Regions from separate parts of the Mus musculus genome. Here region 1 is linked to region 2. A link is a contact called in ENCODE Hi-C or POLR2A ChIA-PET data. All regions are on one chromosome and are shown on one strand. Each heading gives the region's core, a stretch centred on a gene start or an enhancer-like site at or near the end of the contact. The rest is flanking DNA. Distances are from core to core; before and after follow the strand shown.

The links. A loop is a pair of places that touch in the nucleus more often than their neighbours do. ChIA-PET counts read pairs that join two places held with the same protein, here RNA polymerase II (POLR2A).
Region 1: POLR2A ChIA-PET joins it to region 2 with 12 read pairs in Patski. The contact joins the promoter of Tbcc here to the promoter of Bicral in region 2. A Hi-C loop is called at or near these places in 2 of 37 maps with a recorded cell type or tissue (T-helper 17 cell and gastrocnemius). POLR2A ChIA-PET finds 5 or more read pairs at or near these places in 4 of 5 experiments (Patski and embryonic stem cell).

The regions. Positions count from the first base shown.
Region 1 is chr17:46,889,240-46,892,268 of GRCm38, forward strand. It overlaps Tbcc (tubulin-specific chaperone C), which reads left to right and starts at 1,382. Exons shown (of 1, transcript NM_178385.3): 1 at 1,382-3,029. The coding sequence starts at 1,451. The coding sequence ends at 2,476. It also overlaps a transcript of Bicral not described here.
Region 2 is chr17:46,829,645-46,832,744 of GRCm38, forward strand. Bicral (BRD4 interacting chromatin remodeling complex associated protein like) reads right to left here and starts at 1,769. Exons shown (of 11, transcript NM_001100452.1): 1 at 1,307-1,769; 2 at 421-469; 3 at 268-336. The coding sequence starts at 1,347.

The sequences.
Region 1 (3,029 bases), core at 132-2,631, 59 kb after region 2:
CGTGAGGCTTGCAACTCAAGTCTTAATGCCAACTTAATTGAATGGCTCTCGTTTCCTCCCATCTTTATCTGCAGGAAAACGCAGGCATATTGGTAAATTTTCAAATGAGTATTTTGGGCAGTTAAAAAAATCCCAATTAAAAGAACAAAAATGGAGGTTGGCAACAAGGGCGGAGATGGGGCTGAAACCGAGAACTGTATGGGCCACCGAGTCCAGAAGGCACGGTGGCTGAAGGCAGCACGCGAGGATGCCACCCGAGTCCTCGGCGGCCGCCGCCTTGGGCTTCTGCCAGGGACTGCACGGTCTTGGCTGCCCACTCGCACCTCGGGTTGGTCTGGACTTTAGGCTAGGCTCGTTCACTTCCGGTGACAAATCCCTCCCACCACCTCTAGAAATAATGTACCGTTTCCCCATCGCCTTCCTAAAGACCGCCGGCCCTATAGGGAGAAGCGAGGCGCTCCGGCTGAGGGTCTTAGCCCCGCGCGGCCAGCGGTTGCCAGCTGCGCAGGGAGTGGCTGCCACCGCGTCAGGGAGCAAGACGGTGGGGGTGGCATGTCATCCTCCCCCGCCCCCCCTCCGACTGCAGCAATTGGCCATTAAAAAAAATAATCTGTTTTTAGACTCCCCCAGGAACCCCGGAGCCCGCTCCAGCGAGGAACCCAGTCTTTCCCATAGCGGTGATTTGCGCTTTCTTCCCGCCCCAGTAACTGCCCACGGGGACCCAGACGCCCCCAGGCCGCGCCGAGCTGCAGTGGATGGGGGAGGGCAGGAAGGATGAGGGTTACCGGGGCGGCAGGGACCGGCTGAGCAAAGAGGTGATGGAAGGGAAAAGGGAAAGGGAAAAAAAAAGAGAGAGAGAGAAAGAAAGAAAAAAACCCAGAGGCATGCAAGCGGTTCCCTGGCCAGCTGTTCCAGCTGCAGCTTCCTCCGACGCGGTCCGGGAGGTGCAATAACCCCCCCCTCCATCTTTCTCGCACTACCTGTCCCCCACAACACCACAAGCACAGATTCCTCCCCACCACCCTGCAGCAGATCTCCGGCCTGTAAGGGGGTAGCAGGGAGGAGCTGGGGGGAGGGGGAGGCCTGCGAGTTTCTAACCTTGTTCTTATAAACAAACCCACATGTGCAGCTGCCGCTGCTGCAACTCACCCCACAATCCCGGATATAAGTCCTGCCCCTTTAAGAAGAAAAAAAAAAAAAAAAAAAAAGCTTCACCCGACTGCCTCCCACCCCACCCATCCACCAGGACCTTTGTCTCCCCACCCCCTCCTGTCAGCCGGCCCCGCCCTCCTTCCCGCCCCTCCAACGCGAAGAAACCAATAGGCGAGGAGAATATGGAGGGAGCTGACGTCACCGCAGCTGGCCAATCACAGCGCGCGTTGGTGGGAGGCCTCGCGCGGAGAGCGAGCGCTCGGAGGCAAGGCGGCGGGGGAGGAAGCCTGGAGTCAAGATGGAGGGTGTGGACTGCTCCATGGCTCTGGCCGACGCTGCCGCTGGCTCCCCGCGGGACCTGAGCCTGGTGCCCGAGCGACTTCAGAGGCGCGAACAGGAGAGGCAGATAGAGGTGGAGAGACGCAAGCAGAAGCGGCAGGACCAGGAGGTGGAGGAGGAGAAGAGCGGCTTCTTCGCCGCCGCCTTCGCCCGGGAGCGCGCAGCGGTCGAGGAGCTGCTGCGGGGCGAGGCGTCGGCGGAGCGGCTGGAAGAGGCGGCCAACCGGCTCCAGGGCCTGCGGAAGCTCCTGAACGACTCGGTGCTCTTCCTCGCCGCCTACGACCTGCGGCAGGGCCAGGCGGCGTTGGCGCAGCTGCAGGCTGTCCTAACGGAACGTCGCCAGGAGTTGCAGCCCAAGAAGCGCTTCGCCTTCAAGGCACGGAAGAAGGATGCTGCGGGGACCGCCCAGGTAGACGCCGCACCCGTCGCCTCGGCGGCCCCTTCTCCACCGGTGACCAAGGAGGAGGAGGGAGCTCCCGGGGCCAGCTGGGCCTGTGGCTTCTCCAACCTGGAGTCCCAAGACCTGGAGAAGAGAGCTGAAGAGCTGCACCAGCGCGACGTCCTTTTGAGCGACCTGACCAACTGCACTGTCAAACTGTGTGGCAATCCCAACACCTTGCGGCTTGCGAAGGCCCGCGGCTGCAAGGTGCTCTGCGGCCCAGTGACCACCTCTGTGTTTCTGGAGGATTGTCGAGATTGCGTCCTGGCTGTGGCTTGCCAGCAGCTCCGTGTGCACACTACCAAAGACACGCGCGTCTTCTTGCAAGTGACCAGCAGGGCTATCGTGGAGGACTGCAGCGGCATCCAGTTTGCCCCTTACACCTGGAGCTACCCGGGGATCGACAAGGACTTCCAGGACTCCGGTTTAGATAGGAGCAAAAATAACTGGGACCAGGTTGATGATTTCAACTGGCTGGCCCGAAACGTGGCCTCCCCAAACTGGAGTATTCTTCCTGAAGAGGAGAGAGACATCCAGTGGGATTGAGCACTGGCCACACTCAGTGTGATGTCCCATTCGGTTTACCTGATATTGTCTTATGTTTGCGGTGATAGGGGTTAGAAATTGTTGAAACTCCCCTCCTGTGAGTCCTATTAAATTCATAGCAGTGTAACAGACTTTTGCTGGTTTGGCCTTCCCCTGCCTCCCTTTGAGTATGACAGCGTGAAGAATTAGGGGGAGAATGGAGGAGCTTTGAGGGATTTGCTGTTCTTACCGTTGATCACAGGGAGTGATAAAGTGGGTCTTCAATAAATAATAAGGATGTCCGGAGAATTCCATTAGCGGACGGTTTAAATGGAAGAAGTAGGCCCATAAAAGCTCCATTAACGGCTGTTTTCCTCCCACTAAAGGTTTGTTCTGTGTCTTTTTCAGCAAGGCTATGAAGACTCCTTCCTGAACCTCTGGAATCCAGTGTTGTGTTAGGGCTGAAGTTTTGAATGGCCTCCAAGAGGTGTAGGAGCCAGCTAGCTGTAAGACTGAAACGGTTAAAGTGGCCAGCTCCCCTCCCTCCGTCTTCCTTGTCGAGACATGGGGTCAC
Region 2 (3,100 bases), core at 519-3,018:
AACTCAAGGCGGTCCTCCTCCTGATCGATACACGTACACTCAGGCACTCACGCATACGTAACATAGAGGAATGTCAAAAGCAAGAAGAAACTTAAGAGCCTGATTCTATGACAAACAGAGCACTGACATACTGTCATCCAGGTTTTCCCTCTCCTGTCAGTCACAAGGTGAGGTAATGATTCTTTGCACTCTACAGAGGCAATCGAAGCCTCTCTTGTAAGGTTTCCTTGAGACAGAAAGGCTTCAGGTCTGGTTTTCAGCACTCACCGTGGAGTTGGCGAAAATTGAATTAGAATTGGCTGCAGAATACCCTGCGTTCGTCACATCATCGCTGCCCTGCAGAGGGGGAATTCAACATGGCAGTTACTGCAGGGCTTGGAGAGACAAAAGCCGAGCCTGAGACACTTGTCTGTCACTTACCGATTTACTGCTAGGTCCGTGCAGAAAATAGTTCAATGCTTGTGGGTCTCTAGAAAAGAAGGAAGTGAGAGAGTGAAACAAGTAAGTACTGCTACTTCTACGTAAATAGCTGCTGATAGTTATATAAGGCAAAAAGAAACGAAACACTAGCTCCAGTGAAATCTCTCCATTTTAAACCATTTTCTACACTTCTGTCTCTGGGAAGCGCCTACTGCTTCAGTCCTGGGGGGTGAACTTGGACCTTGCCCTTGCTTGGTGAGCTAAAAATAAAACTAAGCAACACCCTGGCCTGCCATCCCCAGACTTACTAAAAAAAATAACAAGTAAAACCAAAAGGAATGGGTTGCTGAGTTATGACCTGTGTGTAAAACTACCTTTCTGTGGCAGTTAAGAGCACTGACTGCTCTTCCTGATGTCCTGAGTTCAAATCCCAGCAACCACATGGTGGCTCACAACCATCTGTATGTGATCTGATGCCCTCTTCTGAAGACAATGACAGTGTACTTTATACATAAAATAAATAAAATCTTATTTATTTGTTTATTTATTTATTTTTGTTTTCTGAGACAGGGTTTCTCTGTGTAGCCCTGGCTGTCCTGGAACTCACTCTGTAGACCAGGCTGGCCTCAAACTCAGAAATCTGCCTGCCTCTGCCTCTGCCTCCCAAGTGCTGGGATTAAAGGTGTGTGCCACCACTGCCTGGTATAACAAAATCTTAGTACAAACAAACAAACACACAAACTCTCTGTGCTAGTTATTGCTGTAACCATGGTAAAGTATTATTTTTTATTTTAAAAGGCCAGGAGCTTAAGATAGCTACAGAGCTCTTTCTACTCCTCACACCTCACACGAGCGGTCCACCCTGGGCCCCACAGGAGCATCTTACCCAATAAGATCGAGGAGACAGGAGTCATCGTCATCATCCATGACAACTGCAAGGAGAGAGGGAGGGAGGCAGTGAGTCGGAGCAGGGCGGCCAGCAATATGGATGCAGTGGAGCACGCTGAGCCTCCACACAACTGTCAGCACGGGAGCTTTCCCTAGTCACCTATCAAGCCTACCATGGGAAAAATGTTGTGGCTGGTGGGCACAGTGTCATTTGCCAGTAGTCCTGGCCACTCAGGTAGGACTCAGTAAGGAAGGGAACTTGAGTCCAAGAGTTCAAGGTCAGCCTGGACAATAGCAAGACCGCAGCTCATAAGTAAATAAACAAATAGCCAAGCAAGCCAGACACACTGGCAAACACCTTGATCCCAGGAGTTGGAAGGCAGAGACAGGAGGATCAGGAGGTGAAGGCTACCCTTGCCTACATGACAAGGTTGAGGCCAGCCTGGGCTACATGAGACCCCATGTCAAAAACAAAAAACAAAAACAAAAACAAAAACAAAAACAAAAGGTGCCAGGCGTAGTGGCGCACGCCTTTAATCCCAGCACTCGGGAGGCAGAGGCAGAGGCAGGCGGATTTCTGAGTTTGAGGCCAGCCTGGTCTACAAAGTGAGTTCCAGGACAGCCAGGGCTACACAGAGAAACCCTGTCTCGAAAAACAACAACAACAACAAAAAGGTAGAAATATGTGAAATTAACAGTTACTTGAATACATTTTTGACTTAAATTGTTTCTCCTATAAATCAGTTTCAACATAGAGGTCCAAAGAGTTTAGACACATCTAAGATAGCTGCAGCCACCGGCCACATGCAGATTCCCGAGAGAGACCATGAAGGAGGACTTATGCCATCAAACGTAGAATGAGTAAGGGCAGAGACAAAATTTTGCTTTAGGAAAGCTCTCAGATTCTGAAGTCCTTCAGGGTTGTGACCGGATGCGTCTAAACACTGAGAGCAACTCCGACTTCTCAACGTATTTTGGTGATCTTTGGGAAGGCAGAATGCGGGTTCTCCCCACATTTGGAGACAGACCAGGAGGCCCTGTGGTGCAAGCCATACAGGCTCTGGTCGTGGGCCTTGGGTGCTTCCCAGTGCAGAAATACTGTCCAAGTTCAATGCCGAATAGTCCATAGCTGGACCAGGAATGTTTAAAGTAGAAACTGCAGCCCAAGTTCTCCCCACTGCAGCTCGGAGCTCCCTCTCTCTGCCTGCAGCAGCCACAAGCATGGCCAGCACAGCTCTGGCCCAGACTGTAACAACTGAACAAATTCCAGCCGTGGTTCTCCCCCGAGAGCCAGTCAACTTACACTAGTGACCCGACACCTGGCAACCCTGCTTCTCACCCATTTCAAGCCATGCGTGGAATAATTTACATCACAGAACACCAGGGCCAAGAGTTCTGGAGCAGTTGGAAAGGGCAGTTGTGAACGGCAGTTGGACGCAGGAATGAAATCCTGAAGAGATGCCCAGAGGAGGGGCATACCCAGAAAAGGCAGAGGGAAGGGTGAGTCTTAAGGAGAGATTTTTCTCTGTTCAAACTTCCTTCTCCCATTAGTTCCTCCAAACCAATCATAAGGCCTAACAGCTGTGGTATTCCCTCCTGCCACGGGGAAGGACACTTTCTCTACTCTAGAAGAATGTGGAAGGGTAAGTTTCCTGATGTGGGACCCTCCTGTAGGTGGCTGGATTCGAAGGGTTGCGGAGTGACTGGGCTGATTATAATCCACTGAGCAGAGTGCAGGGTGGGGAGAGAGGATGGGTGAGGGAGAAGGAAGGAGAGTGGGATACATGAAGCA